Linked DNA regions of Homo sapiens: region 2 is linked to region 1. A link is a loop called in an ENCODE intact Hi-C map of the cell type or tissue named here. Cell type or tissue: heart right ventricle. All regions are shown on one strand.

Evidence for each region. A loop is a pair of places that touch in the nucleus more often than their neighbours do. Peaks named below come from ENCODE experiments on the same cell type or tissue, not always from the same donor. Only the 100,000 strongest peaks of a DNase experiment are listed, where the experiment ranks them.
Region 2: it touches region 1 in a loop (3-fold over the local background); 42 of 110 quality-filtered maps call a loop at or near these places.

The regions. Positions count from the first base shown.
Region 1 is chr1:43,060,538-43,068,537 of GRCh38, reverse strand. No RefSeq gene overlaps it. Among named protein-coding and RNA genes, the nearest start is that of CFAP144, 83 kb to the left of the region's middle. RefSeq lists a silencer at 167-266. In heart right ventricle, no CTCF peak of the experiment used is centred here; a DNase peak (open chromatin) is centred at 4,906; H3K4me3 peaks cover 688 bases.
Region 2 is chr1:42,580,398-42,588,397 of GRCh38, reverse strand. CCDC30 (coiled-coil domain containing 30) reads right to left here. Exons shown (of 21, transcript NM_001395517.1): 13 at 6,884-7,038. All of the region lies in intron 1 of LOC124904162 (a long non-coding RNA gene), which reads left to right. Among named protein-coding and RNA genes, the nearest start is that of PPIH, 74 kb to the left of the region's middle. In heart right ventricle, no CTCF peak of the experiment used is centred here; no DNase peak of the experiment used is centred here.

The DNA.
Region 1 (8,000 bases):
ATTTGCAGCCCGAGAGGAATCAGCTGGGTCGGCACAGAGGCCGCCTTGTCCTGGTGGGGACCCGAGCCCGCGCAGTCACGTTGCTCAGCGGGCGGTCGTGGTGCCAGCGCCCAGCCCGCCCCCGCCGCCCCCGCCGCCCCCTCCCGGCCCGGGTGCGCTTCAAGGGCCGGCGCCGGATTTCCTGGCCCCGCGCCCAGCGCCCCGCGGGCTGTTTGGGAGCGCCCGGTGAGGGGACTGCAGGGGCTCCGAGGGCGCACAGCTTCCGTCCCAGCTCCCGCGCCGACTGGAAGCGGCCGGGGCGCACACCCCGCCTGCCCGCTCCCACCCTAGCCCTGCAAACTGGATCCCCTCCCCTTTCCCCCAAAGGGAACAGGCCTGGCCTCCTGCTCCCTTCCCCAGTCGCAGTCATCCCGATCGATGGTCACACATATCGGCAGAAAAAGTCTTCGAACTTGGAAGACCTCTCAGGATGAGCCTCACCGAGGCTGGATGGGGAGGAGGGAGGACTGGGTGAGTCCATTCCCGGTGTGGGCTCCAGATCTGAGTCAATTGTAGGCATCTAATCGGGATGTTCTGGGTCTGGGTTGGAAGCAGATCCAAATGGACCCGGTTCGGGTGTTGGGATCTCCTCTTAGTGTTCAGGGTTTGGGTGCTGGGACCCTCTCTGGGTGCTCGCATTTGGATGTTCGGTTCTTTACGGGAGTTTCTGGATGGCGTTGTAGTGATCCAGTACTGAGTTTGTAATGGAAACTCAGCCTGTGTAGATGCGTCTGGGTCAGGTGCTGGGACCTTTTCTCTGTGTTCAGAGCCCAGTTGTAAGTTCTCTCTGGGTCAGGTGGTTGGGGCTTTCTCTAGCGTGGGTGTTGGAGCCCATTCGGCCTGGTGTTCAGTGCTGGGTTCTTCTCTGGGTGTCCAGAGTCTGGGCTTGGGACATGCCTTGTGGATAAGGCCGAGGTGTAAGCAGCCACTCCGGGTTTGTTTGGGACTCCTGGACAGGGATAGAGTGCCCAGCCCCAGACCCTCCCATTGGCCAGAAGGCAGACATCACTGTTAAGCCCCTGCTCTGCATCACCAAGACCACTGTGGGACCAGCAAAAAGCCGGAGAAGGAGGGACTTGGCAGCTCAGCTTGACACCTCCGTCTTTAGAACCCAGGAATTGGAGGCAGAACCTGGACTGGAGCTGGAGTCAGTCAGGACCTCACTCTGACCAGAGACATGTCCCTTCCCTTCTCTAGCCTCAGCTTCCTCACCAATAAAATGAAAAGTTGGATTTTATATTCTCCAAGGCCCCTAGGGCATGCTCTCGCTAGTATACACAGACTCGTGCACACATATGTACGTTACTCAGTCCAGCCTTCCCACTTTGCCCATACTGATCTTCCTGCCTAGAACACCCTGCCTCTTTCTTCTCTCCCCAGTCTCTACCAGTCCCTCAAGCCTCTGCCCCTCCTTTTTCCAGGCCCATAGTTGGAGCCCTCCTGCCCCAAGACCACGGGCAGCCACAGAGCCAGCCTGACTCTTCCGGCTCTCTCCATCAGGCTGGAAGCTCTCTGAGGTCGAGACCCTGTCTGCTCCTGGCTCCCACGCTGAGACTTCGTTCTAGAAGGGCCTGGGGTCCCAAGATCAGCTCAGCCACCATCCCAGACTTGCAGTTGACCCTTTAAGAAGAAGAATCTCTTTAGTCTCTAACACACCGGATGGCGGGTGGGCCCTAATCGGATTTGGGAGCCTGTCTCCTGCCCACCCCAATCCTGCTTTCCAGGCCACTGCACCCATGTGACGGCCAGTCTGGAGCAGCAGGGAGGCCTCAGGACCACGTGGGTCCAGACAGGTAGTTGAGAGACTGTCTACCCAAGGCAGTCTCTCCTGGGTGGCTGTGTTCCCAGCAGACAGAAGTCAGAAACTGCGGAAGGCAGGAGTGATCTAGAGCACTTACCCTGTACTCTGGACCAACCGGCACAGTGGAGCATGTGCACATGAGTACCCACATGTGTGCATGTGGGGAACACACATATGCGTGCACACACACACACACACACACACACACACACATCTCAGAGAGGGAGCTGAGCCAGATTCTGGGCTAGGCGCTTTACAAACAATATTTCTTAGCCCTCAAAGCAGCCTTATAGGAATCATTAGCCCTATCGGCAGAGGAGGAAACTGAGGCTTAGAAAGGGGAAGGGCCTAATCTGAGACCATACAGCTGATAAATATGGAATCAGAATTCCGAGCCATGCCCCTTGCACAATACCACTCTGCTGCTCTCACACACACACACGCACAGGTGCACGCAGAGCCTTCACACACTTGTACACAACCCCTAAACCAGTTGTTGCATATCAAAGCTGGAAGGGGACTTAAAAGATCATCTTGGCTGGGCGCGGTGGCTCACACCTGTAATCCCAGTACTAAAAAGTACAAAATTAGCTGGGCATGGTGGCAGGTGCCTGTAATCCCAGCTACTCAGGAGGCTGAGGCAGAAGAATAACTTGAACCCAGGAGGTGGAGGTTGCAGTGAGCCGAGATAGCGCCACTGCACTCCAGCCTGGGCAATAAGAACGAGACTCCATCTCAAAAAAAAAAAAAAAAGTCATCTTGCCTTGTCCTGTTCATTCTATTTTATGAAAAAAGAAAGGGGAAGGGATTTGTTGAAGTTTTCAACAGTTATGAAACGGCAGAACCAAGATGACATTCACGTCTCTGTTGTCACATGGAGTCACATGTATACACATCCACAAACCACATAGTTTACTCATAGAGTCTCATGCACAAACCCATGAGCATACATATTAACATACACATACACACCTGAGCATACCCACAGACATTTACCCTTCACACACATACATATATACATGGACATAGAGTCACACGCCATCCACATGCACATACACTCGTTCTCACACAATCCTCATGCTCACAGATCTATTCACACACGCAACACATAACCCATGTTCCCTCACTCCCACTCTCACATGTACCCACCCTCTTGATGCAGAAGAGATAAGCTGACCCTGATCGGGGCCCTGCACAGTCAAGGCTGGACCCTGGGGTAGGAGTACACACTGAGCCTTTAAGAGGGGGTGCCCTGGAACCAGTGAAGCATTGCGTGGGTATGCCCTGCCCTTGACGTCTGTAGCCCTGGGGAGTGTATTCTGCCAGCAGCTCCCCACAGGCCCAGGCAACCGGTCCCACATCATCTTGGCCAAGCCCAGCAGGTAGCCCCAGCAAGTGCCAAGTAAGTCATGGGCCAAGGGTGTCTGGGCCAGGCTGGCAGCAGGGCTGGTCCCAGCTTGTTCACTAATATTTGTCTTCTGCCTGGAGCCCTTTTGGGGACGCTCCTCCCTCCATGGGCCAGACCCTGAGTCACGAGGCCTCTTCCTAGACCCAAGTGAAGATGAGGATCGAGGCATCAGGATTTGGGGGCAGAGACTCAGAGCTGCTAATGGGGTTTACCAAGGTTGGTGAGCTGGCTAACTCAGGCTTCTGCAGGACACTTTGAGATGGGCCAGTTAAGCCAACTAAGTCTTTCTTGGTGACTGGAACGCTATGCACATTTCAAATACAACTAATCTCAAAACCTAGTCTATGAGGAAGGATAGTTGTCAACATCTTCTAATAGATGAACGCTGGGCAGGAAGCAGACAAGTTGGACCAGAGGTGAGGCCACTTAAGCAGTTTCTTGAGGGGTGAGTAGGGGTTCACCAAAAAGCTTTTGAGGCAGAGAGAAAAATGTTTCAGAGAACAGCTTAAGTGTGAACTGAAGTAGAGGGTAGGGTGAAGGTATAGAAGATGAGGCCAATTAGAGTCAAGCACTCAGTAAACATTTACCAAGAATCTGCTGTGTGCTAGATGATGGCATGTAACAAGGACCTGGTCCCTCAAGGAGCTCAGGCTCAAGGGTCCTAAATTTAAGTGCTTTCAGGTGCCAGGAAGGTAATATAGATGAGTAAAAATGGAGGGCATAGGTTAATAGGGAGTAGTGATGTTTGTTTCTAACAGGAGAGTCCGTGCCCTGTCGAAAGCTTTTACATTAAGAGTATTTGTCACTTATAATCCCAGTACTGTGGGAGGCCAAGGAAGGAGGATCACTTGAGCCCAGGAGTTCAAGACCAGCCTGGGCAACATAGCAAGACCTCATCTCTACTAAAAATATAAAATAAAAATTAGCCTGGTGTGGTGGCACGTGCTTGTGGTCTCAGCTATTCAGAAGGCTAACGTGACAGGATCCCTTGAGTCCAGGACTTTGAGCCTGCAATGAGCTATGATCTGATCACACCACTGCACTCCAGAATAGAGTGAGACCCTGCCTCACCACCACCACCACCACCAACAACAAAATCTTTCAATCCTGTGGCAACCAGAAAAAAAACAGAACCTGAATTGTGGACTAGGTTCAGCAATAGACCTTGAATTGCGCCCCAGGTTCTGGACTCCGGAATCTAGATCCTAGAATCTGGAGAAGACTTGCAGGTGGAGCTGAGGAGTCCGAGCCCAGCTCTGTAGGTGGCCTAAGACCTGTGGAAGGTTCTTGCCATGAATCGACAGTTGTCATGGGAACCTCCCAGAAAAAATCTTTCACACTGTGACTGTTGGACATGACAGGACAGTGTGTGTGTTGCCCAAGATACTAAGGACAAGGACAAAGTTTTGATTTGCCCTATCACAACTGTGTCCTGGCCAGGGCACGTCATTTTCACCCCTTCTCCTACTCCGGAGCAAAATCCCTCCTTTTTCTACCCACATCTTAGATAGAAAAACTGACTAAATTGGGTCCCCTCACATTTCTCTCTCTGACCTAAGGCCAGCACAAAAGGGCAACCCCCCTACATGCGCGCACACACACACACACACACACACACTTCCATCCAAGGGGAGAATAAAGAGTGCTCTGTCAGCCCTGTCCCTGGCCTTCCTCACAAAGCACCTCTGGCTGTGGGCACTGGGGAAGCGGCCTCCATTCTGCAGAGGTGGGCAGCCTGGGAGGAAAGGAGTGGCCAGGCCATAGAGGCAGAGGCCATCAAATAAACAACCTTGCATTTTGCTAATGTTTATATGTGTTGTTGATCTTGGTCTAAAAGTGTGAAAATGTCGCTGGATGCCAACTGAGAATTTCTTGGTTCTAAGCCTGGTCCAAACTCAATTTTGCTGGGTGACCTTAGGCAATTCCCTGCCCCTTTCTGAGTCTCGGTTTCCGTTCTGTAAGGCAAGGGGGTTGGACTAGTTGGTCTAGAAGTGATTTTCTATGTGTTCCATCTCATGGAAATGTCAGAACAGCTTTAGAGATGAAAATGCTGGACTTTGTGTCCTGGTTCCCCTGAAGTCTCATGGGACACCTGGGGACTAGGTTGGTGTCCAGGCAGGAGGCACAACACCAGGACTAGTTGGTGTCCTGGCATACCCAGATTAGATGCAGTTCTGCCATTGCATGGAGCAGGAGGGGGTCATGGCCAGGCACCCAACACAGCCATCTTCCCTTCCCAGAACACACACAGACCCCAGATGCTGGGCTCTGGAACCCGGAAGCTGCACTGGGCAGAAATGGGCCCCCCTTCCCACTCCCCACCAGCTGCAGCCTCCCTTCTGGATTCTCATTAAATTATTCTACCCCACTGGTCCCAGGCTCAGGCTGCGTTTGATGTATGCCCATCTAGCATCTGAGGCCAAGACCAGGCCTCTCACACCAGGCCAGGCTGATGGGCTCTGACAGCTTCCATGGGGCCCCAAGGTGGCAGGAAGACCAAGGCCCACACTCACACCCACAAAGACACATGCTCAGACCCGTGCACAACCGCAGATTTTTTCATACACATGCACACTCGCCTAGTCTCACAAAGACACGTGTGTCCTACATTGTGGCACAGACATGTGCACCGCGGCACACTCACATGCATCCAAGCACATGCACGCATCCAAGCACACCCACGCACTCACCCATACACCGCGCTTGTAGCATGTGCACCCTCATGCACACTTGTGGTCACTCACACTCACTCAGCTCAATGGCACTCAGGCTCTGATTCAGGGCCTCCTGTTGCCTTCTTCCTTGCCCCTCAACTGGCATTTAAGGTCTTCTGCAGCCTCACCTCTGACCTCCTCACCTTCGTCATCTTTTGGAGGTCATAGCATTGTGATTAGGAACCCAGGCAGCCTGATGCAGTTTTGGGTACCTCATTTATAAGCTACGTGACTGTAAGCAAGTTACTAACTTCTCTGGCCCTCTGTTTCCTTTCCTGTAGAATGGGAATGATAATAGTACACTCTGTCAATTGAGGAAAATAACGAGTCGAGTCTCAATCATTTTAGGAGATTGATTAGCCAAAGTTAAGGACACACCTGGGAGACAGCTTTACGCCTTTCTTCAAAGATGATTTTCAGGGCTCCCAATTTAAAGGGGAAAGGGTGGGATATTGAGAAGTACACAGTTTTCCTGTAAGTGAATCTGCATCTTTTTTAGGTAAGATGACATAAACAAAGGGGCAGAGGAAAAATGGGAGGAATCTGCATTTTACATAAGATAACACAGACACAATGGGGTAGGGGAACAATCAGATATGCATTTACGTCTGGTGGGCTGGGGTGACTGCCTTGTAAAGATAAGCTACCAATATGCATTGCCATTGTGAAGTTTTAACAGCTCACTAGGAATTTCCTTGTGGGCAAAATATGGGTACCTTTTCATCTGGTAGCTGGGATTACAGGCGCCTGCAGCCACACCCGGCTAATTTTTGTGTTTTTAGTAGAGACAGAGTTTCACCATGTTGGCCAGGCTGGTCTCGAACTCCTGACTTTAGGTGATCTGCCCACCTCGGCCTCCCAAAGTGCTGGGATTACAGGCTTGAGCCACTGTGCCTGGCCAGCCATCTTACTTAGGAACTAAAAGTGGGAGGCAGGTTTGCATGATCCAGTTCCCAGCTTGACTTTTCCCTTCGACTAAATGCATCTGGGGTCCCAAAATTTAATTTCTTTTCACAATGCCTAGGGTTGTTGTGTGGCTTAAAAGAAATTCAGTACTTAATCACTGAGAACAGCATCTGGCGCACTCAATAAATGCCAGCTGCTTTCTCTTGCCCTTCCTTTTCATACCATTTGCCTCAGCCACAACAAAATCATTCAATTTCCTAGACATGCTAAGCTGCTACATGCTTCCAACCCTTTTCATATACTGCTCCCTCTACTTGGAGCACCTCTTCCCATTTCCTCCTCCCTGCTATACACCTAGTGAGCTCTTATTCACCTTTTTTTTTTTTCTTTTCGAGAAGGAGTCTTGCTCTGTTGCCCAGTCTGCAGTGCAGTGACGCGATCTCGGCTCACTGCAAGCTCCACCTCCCGGGTTCACGCCTTTCTCCTGCCTCAGCCTCCCGAGTAGCTGGGACTACAGGCACCCGCCACCACGACCAGCTAATTTTTGTATTTTTAGTAGAGACGGGGTTTCACCTTGTTAGCCAGAATGGTCTCGATATCCTGACCTTGCGATCTGCCCGCCTCGACCTCCCAAAGTGCTGGGATTACAGATGTGAGCCACCGCCCCCAGCCCTTTTTTTTTTTTGGAGACTGAGTTTTGCTTTTGTTGCCCAGGCTGGAGTGCAATGGCACAATCTTGGCACACCGCAACCTCTGCCTCCCGGGTTCAAGCGATTCTCCTGCCTTCCTGGGTTCAAGCGATTCTCCTGCCTCAGCCTCCCGAGCAGCTGAGATTACAGGCATGTGCCACCATGCCTGGCTAATTTTTTTGTATTTTTAGTACAGACGGGGTTTCTTCATGTTGGTAAGGCTGGTCTCGAACTCCTGACCTCAGGTGATCCGCCCATCTCAGCCTCCCAAAGTGCTGGGATTACAGGCGTGAGCCACCGTGCCCGGCCTTATTCACCTTTTAAAGCTCTGCTCAGGTGGCTCTGCCCTTGGGAAGCCCTCCCCCGCCCCACCAGTAGAATTGATCACTGACTCCTTTGTGTCCCAACCCTGTCCTAAATTGTCTATTTCCCTAGCCTGTGAG
Region 2 (8,000 bases), 480 kb after region 1:
TTAATAAAATTGTGTTTGCTTTTTCTCCTATTAATCTGTCTTTTGTCAGTTGACTTTTCAGAAAACCTTCAGAAGGGGAGGGGAAATTTTCCCTCCACCCCTACAAGGGCCATTAGCACTCTTTCAGTCTCATCATGAAACCAGCCCAACTGTCCCACAGAAATTACACTTACAGTTTTTTAAACAAATGTAGAAATGTACCCTCCCAGTCTTAAAACTTGAAATTTATATCTGAGTTCCTCCCTCAGGAGACTGACCCTCAGGCAAGAAACTAAAATTCACCAGATCGTAGCATACAGAAAATGAGATGCCTCATTCCTCATGATTGGTTCCTTACCCCTCACTAATTCCTGTTTTACATTCCTTCCCTGCTATAACCCCCCAAATTTTAGTTGGTCAGGGAGATAGATTTGAGACTGATCTCCCATTCTCCTCAACTGCGGCACCCTAATAAAGCCTTTTTCCCTGGCAATACTCATTGTCTCAGTAATTGGCTTTCTGTGCACTAAGCAATGGGACCTAGACCAAACCCCTGGTATTTCAGTAATAGAATAAAGTTTGTGAAAAGAGTTTTCTGAGGATTTCAGACCAAGGTTCTCTGGACTTAGGAGATTCATCTTGAAGACTGTGATGATGATAATGAAATAGTACTGGTGGGCAAAAGTCTCACCTGCATGCTAGGGCAGTAAAATCCTGACATTCGACAATTAAGTTTGTTTTCTCTAACTTCAGTATTCTGAGAAATCAACAGGTTATTGGGGGACAATTATATTTGAGACATGGGCTCACATCCCTCCACCTCTCGTTCTTCTCCTTATGTTTCTTGGATGTAAGTGCAGACTCTCCAAGGACTGCTATAGCTAATTTTCTACCATTCACATCCACTTCTACAGCAATATCCTCTCTTTCATCTCTCCTTCATCTAATTCACTGTATACCTGCTATTATGGCCTACTTCTTTTTGGTTCCACTCTCAATTTCCAGACTAAGAGATAAGCCTTGAAACTAAAAGAGAAGTTTTGATCCACTGAAACTAAAAACACTTGAGTTATTGGCAGTAAAATTTGAGAGCTGAAAACTAGAATTGGAAAGTAGGAAGTTGGCTGGACATGGTGGCTCACACCTATAATCCTAGCACTTTGGGAGGCCAAGGTAGGAGGATCGCTTGAGCCCAAAAGTTCAGGAGCAGCCTGGGCAACATAGTGAGAACTCATCTGTATAAAAAATTTTTTAAAAATTAGGCATGGTGGCATGCGCCTGTAGTCCCAGCTACTCAGGAGGCTGAGGTGGGCGAAGTGCTTGAGCCTGGGAGGTCAAGGCTGCAGTGAACTGTGATCGCACTACTGCACTGCAGCCTGGGTGACAGAGTGAGACCCCATCTCTACAAAAAGAAAAAAAGCAAATTCGGAAGTCAAAATTAAAAGAGCAACTCAAGAATATGCGAGAAGTTAATTGATATAGAGTTTGAAAAATAAAAGACTAACAAACCAGGTCTGCCAATGAATAAAATTAAGAAATTGGTGTACTGATAAGACTCCCTGCATTCTCTGCAGCCTGAGCCTCTTTTAGTAGTCAGAGTGTTCTTTCTAAATTGCAAACTAATCATATAACTTCCTCTGCTTAAAATCCTATAGTGGCTCCCCATTACTCTTTCTTATATATATATTTTTTCTGTTCCTTGATTCAGGAACCCCATACTCTTAAGGTAAAGTCCAAACTGTTCACCATGGCTTGATATATTCTGCATGAGAAATGGGCACTGTGGCTCACAAGAGCTGGGCACCATGGCTCATGAGGATCTGTGGCACTATGGCTCACACCTCCTAACACTTTGGGAGTCTGAGGCTGGAGGATCACCTGAGGCCAGGAGTTCTAAAACAACCTGAGCAACATAGGGAGATCCTGTCTCTAAATTTTTTTTTTAATTAGCTGGGCATGTTGGGTATGCCTATAGTCCTAGCTACTCAGTAGGTGGAGGCAGGAGGATCATCTGAGCCCAGGAGTTCAGGGCTGCAGTGAGTCATGATTGTGCCACTGTATTCCAGCCTGGGCAACAGAGCAAGATCCCTGACTCTAAACAAACGAACAAACAAACAAACAAAATCTAAGGTTCTGCATGAGCTAGGCCTACGTCACCTCCTTATCTCATTTTCTCACCACTGTCCCTAACCTCATTTTCTTTCAGCCAATGAACTTTTTCACTTCCTCAAAGTGGTCCTCCATACTATTGTCTATTTAGCTTCTTGATACCAACTACTTCATTCTCAACTTAAACCACTTTCTTTGAGGAAGTCTTTCTTAAGCTCCCTCACTCCATAGATATCCGTGTTATGTACTATCATGGCAACCTAAACCTCCTTTAGTATAACACTTACCACACTTCATCATACTTCATTGCAGTTGCAAAGTCTTATGTATAGAGATATTTATTACAGTTTTATAATAGCAAAAAAGTCTAAAAGATGTAAGTATTACATAAAGTATGATATATCTATGTAACAATGTCATACAACTGTTTAAACTGATATTATGAAACCATAAATCAGTAAGAAAAAGAGAGATGGAAAATTCTAAATATTTGGGATAAACAACACACTTCTAAATAATACATGAGTCAAAAAGGAGGTCTCAATAAATTAAAAATATTTTGAACTAAATGAAAATGAAATACAACTTACAAAATTTATAGGATACAACATAGCAGAAAACTTGTAGCATTACATGCATATATTATAAAGGAAGAAAAATATAAAATCAGTAATCTAAGCTTTCACCTTAGGAAACTAGAGAAAGAAGAACATTATAAGCCTAAAGCAAGCAGAAGCAAAGAAATAGTAAAAATGAGAGTATTAATCAATGGGATTGAAAACAAGAAAACAATAGAGAAAAATCAATGAAATCAAAAGTTCATTCTTTGAAAAGATGAATAAAATAGATAAACCTCTAGCCAGGCTAACTAATAAATAGAGAAGACAAATATTAATAATATAAAAAATGTGGCCAGGCACAATGGCTCACATCTATAATCCCAGCACTTTGGGAGGCTGAGGCAGGAGTATCACTTGAATGCAGGAACTTGAGACCAGCCTGGGCAACACAGCAAAGACTCATCTCTATTTGACAAATAAAACATTTATTTTTAAATATCAAAATGAAAGAAGGGCCACCACTACTAACTCCATGGACATTAAAAGGATAATAAAGGAGTATTATGAACAATTCTGCCTACAAATATGATAACTTACATTATATGGACTGATTCTTTGAAAGACACAAACTACGAAAGCTCACACAAGGAGAAATAGATAATCTAAGTTGGCCTATATCTGTTAAAGAAATTGAATCAATAATTAATTACCTTCCAAAAAATAAAGCACTAGGCCCAGATGATTTCATGGTGAATTCTACCAAACATTTAAGAAAGAAATGATACCAATTCTCTGCAATCTCTTCCAAAAAAAATTGAAGGAGAGGGGACACTTCCTAAGTAATTTTTTGAGACAAACATTACCCTAATACCAAAACCAGATACAGATATTATATGATAGGAAAACCACAGACCAATACCTTCATGAACAGGTTCAAACTCAGTGTGGTCTGTTAAGTTCTACATGACCTAGGTCTAGCTTACCTTTCTAGCCTCATTTTCTTGCCACTTTCCTTGTCTCTAAACGTTTTGTTCTGGCCAAATGAACTTTCTTCATCTTACTGAGAAGATTATGATGATAATGACAACAATAGTAACAACAATAACATCCAATATTATAATAACAGCGAAACTTTCTTTTTTTTGAGATGGAGTCTCGCCTGTTTAGCCTGCCCTGTTGCCCACGTTGGAGTGCAGTGGCGCCATCTTGGCTCACTGCAACCTCTGCCTCCTGGGTTTAAGCAATTTTCTTGCCTCAGCCTCCCAAGTAGCTGGGGTTAACATGTGTCTGCTACCATGCTTGGCTAATTTTTGTATTTTTAAGTAAAGATGGGATTTCACTATGTTGGCCAGGCTGGTCTCAAACTTCTGACCTCAAGTGATCTGCCTGCCTCAGCCTCCTAACATGCTGGGATTACAGGTGTGAGCCACTGGTGCCAGGCCTAATTTAAACTAAATAGAATTAACTATAGTTTAACAAATATATTTTTAATAGAGTAGCTTTGTAACATTTTGACTTGTCTAGTTTCCCAGAATTCCTTCTGTGTAAGTTTCTGGTTATAGTGGGCCACAGGAGATAATATTTGTGTAAGATTTAGAGAACAGAATTGAAACATTTTGTTTTTTCCAGGTGGAAGGTTGGAGCAGGCATTTTTATAGTTTATAAACACTGCTAGATATCTGCTGCTCACCTTGGCATGACGCAACAGCCAGGCCTACAACTGCTCCACCTTCCCTTGAATCCTCCTTCACCTTTTCCATCTCCTGGGCCAGATGTCTATTTAGCTCCTTGATGAAGGGTGCCAGTTTTTCCTGTAGGATACCTACACTTTATCAAGGTTAGAGGCAGCAAGAACTGACATGGCTTCCAGTCCATCTTCATGGTTTTCACCTTGTTGCTCTTCCACTTTACATTCAACTTCATTTCATGATTGTTTGCCCTGCAGACTTCAAGCTCTAGCATAAGATGCAAAGATGACGCCATACAGACTGCATAACCAGTTCCCATAATTGCATAAGACCAAGTCCCTGTAATAAGGCTTTTATTAAATATATATTCCTACTGATTCTATTTCCTGGTAGAAGTGCTTATTATGTGTCAGGATATATATTATGTCACTGAAATAGAAGAAACTGGGAAAAATCTAAATGTTCAACAATAAAGGATTTATTAAATAAAATGTGACATATCATTAAAATAATATTCTAGAAAAAAATGTAATGTCAGATAAACAGATCGTAATATTTTAAGTGAAAAAGTAGGTTACAATCTAACTATTTAAATCAGGGTTATTTTCTTCCAGATTATGAAACAATATACACTATAGGGTCCCCTTTCGGTAGAAGAATTTCCCTATATATTTTATTTTCCTACACTTAGTTTAAATAGTGCATACATATTTCTTCTTAGCAAATCTTCACAAAAGATGTATAGAACTGGCATTACAATTCCCACTTTAGACATAAGGACACTAAGCAAGAACAAACATCAAATTTATGGTGAAACTAAGGTGGAAGAATGCTGAAGTCATTGATGCTTTAATGAAAAGTTTAAAGAGACAACAGCCCAAAGAAATCAGCAGTTTACTAATGGATAAGTCATTTTAAGAAGGGATGAGATGATGTTGAAGATGAGGGCCACAGTGGCAGACCATCCACACCAATTTACAAAGAAAAAAAATAATTTTTTTGTGCCCTAATTGAAGACTGATAATTAGCAGCAGAAACAATAGCCAATATCATAGACATCTCAATTGATTCAGCTTACCACAATTCTGACAGAGAAATTAAAGTTTAGCAAACTTTCCACTTGATGGGTGCCAAAACTGTTGCATTCAGATTAGCTACAGACAGGAGCAAAGCTTTCAATAGGAATTTTACACAAGTGGGAGGAAGATCCTGAAGCACTTCTTTGAAGAATTGTAACAGGAGAAGAAACATGGCTTTACCAATATGATACTGAAGACAAAGCATAATCAAAGAAATGGCTACCAAGAGGAGGAGGAAGTGGCCCAGTCACAGCAAAAGTGGACCAGTCAAGAGCAGAGGTCATGCCAACAGTTTTTTGTGATGCTCAAAGGATTTTGCTTATTGACTTTCTAGAAAGCCAAATGATAACCTGTTTATTATGAGAGTGTTTTGAGAAAGGTAGCCAAAGCTTTATTTTAAAAAATCCCTGGGAAAGCTTCACCAGATTCCTTCTCTACCATGACAATGCTCCTGCTCATTCCCCTTATCAAACAAGGGCAATTTTCCAAGAGTTTTGATGGGGAATTATTAGGCATCCACCTTACAGTCCTGATTTGGCTCCTTCTGATTTCTTTTTGTTTCCCAATCTTAAAAAATATTTAAAGGGCACCCATTTCTCTTTGGTTAATAATGTGCAAAAGACTGCAATGATATGGTTAAACTCCCAGGATTCTCACTCAGTTCTCTAGGGATGGACTAAATGGTGTGCTTCATCACTTACAAAAGTGCCTTGACCTTGATGGAGCTTATGTTGAGAAATAAAGTTGTTTTTTGAGACAGGGTCTCATTCTGCCACCCAGTCCAGAGTGCAGTGTTTCAATCATGGCTTACTGCAGCCTCAAACTCCTGGGCTCAAGTGATCCTCCTACCTCAGCCTCCTGAGTAGCTGGGACTAAAGGAGTCCACTGTCATGCCTGGATCATTTTTTTTTTTTTTTTTTTTTGGTATAGACAAAGACTCACTATGCTGCCCAGGCTGGTCTCAAACTCCTAGGCTCAAGTGATCCTCCTACCTCGGCATCCCGGAGTGCTGGGATTACAGGTGTGAGCCACTGCACCTGGCCAATATATTTTTTATTTTATCTTTCAATTCAATTTTTCCACAAACTCTCTGAAGTCCCCTCGTACAGAATATCAACTTCATTGTAGTTTGAATTTTGTCAGACTACATGTCAGAGCAAATTCCATAGTATTTCATAGGCAAGTCAGTCAAGAATATTTACTGTTACCACTAGGTGTGCCCCAGAACCAGAAGAAATAATCTCTGCCTTTAAAAATCTCACACTCTAGCGCCAGAGGTAAACTAGAAAATAAACAATTAGAATACAGTGTGGTAAGTGCAATACATCAGGAATTGTGTGTGGCTGAGTTTACTTCAGTGGGGACAGAGCAGAAATACTCTCTGATATTCTGTTAGAAAAAATTGATATTGCTGATTAACTCAGTCATGGCTAAACCCACAGGAAACTGAGATCTCTGCTCCTCTTACCTCTTCTGTTGTTCTTCTTGATATTGTTGCTTTACTTTAGCTTCATTTTGTGTTGCTTCTTTTATCTTTTCCTCTAGCTGCTGCTTCTCTGAAATACAAGTGTCTGTGAGACAGACTTTATGAGCATGTTCTAATTTCCGCTGCAGGTCCAAAATCTTGAATGAAAAAACATTTACAAGTAAAGCATTAAGAAGAGTGTGACCTTTTTTCAAATTAGGGGAATAACATATAAATAGCAAACATAGCAGTGCTAACATATTAATCTGACCTGAAGTAAAAAGAGTAGCTAGATTTAATTTTAAAATAAATTGTTTAATTTTTGCAGTATGTAATGCATTCATATAATTCAATGTGTGTATATAAAAGAAGCTACAGGCCAGACATGCTGGCTCACGCCTGTAATCCCAGAACTGTGGGAGGCTGAGCTGGGTGAATCGCTTGAGCCTCAGGAGTTCGAGACCAGCCTGGGCAACATGGTAAAACCCCATATTTACAAAAAAATACAAAAATTAGCCGGGCGTGGTGGTGAGTACCTGTAGTCCCAGCTACTCAGGAAGCTGAGTATTTGTTTGTTTGATAGATAATGCCAAACTGCCTCCACAGGTATTAGACCAATTTATACTCCCAACAGCATTGTGAGTGCACCTAGTTTCTCCACAGTGTGGCTAGATTCATGAATAACACTGCAAAACAAAATAGAAGTCTCTTATAAACCAAGCACCTATTAGCATATTGCTTAGCATCAATAATAGGTTTTTTAATGCTCTGGGAGAACTAAAAATATGATTTACAAATTTGAAAGAGAGACTGTTATATTTTAGAGTTTATATGACAGATTTAAAGTGTCATTTAAAAACATTTTTTTCTTGCCTTTTTCATGTAGCAGCAAAAAACCCCCACATTTTTTAAAGATAAATTTCCTTTACACTTGTTTACTTATTTTTATAAACTCTTGTGTCACCTTAAATTGTGCCTCGTACATAGTAGGTGCTCAATAAATATTTATTGAATGAATAGATTTCGGCAGGGTAGCTATTATCCCTCTAATATATTTCTGACCCAACAAGGAATCTTTTACAATGGCTTGGCATCACATTCCCCACAAATATTCAGTGAA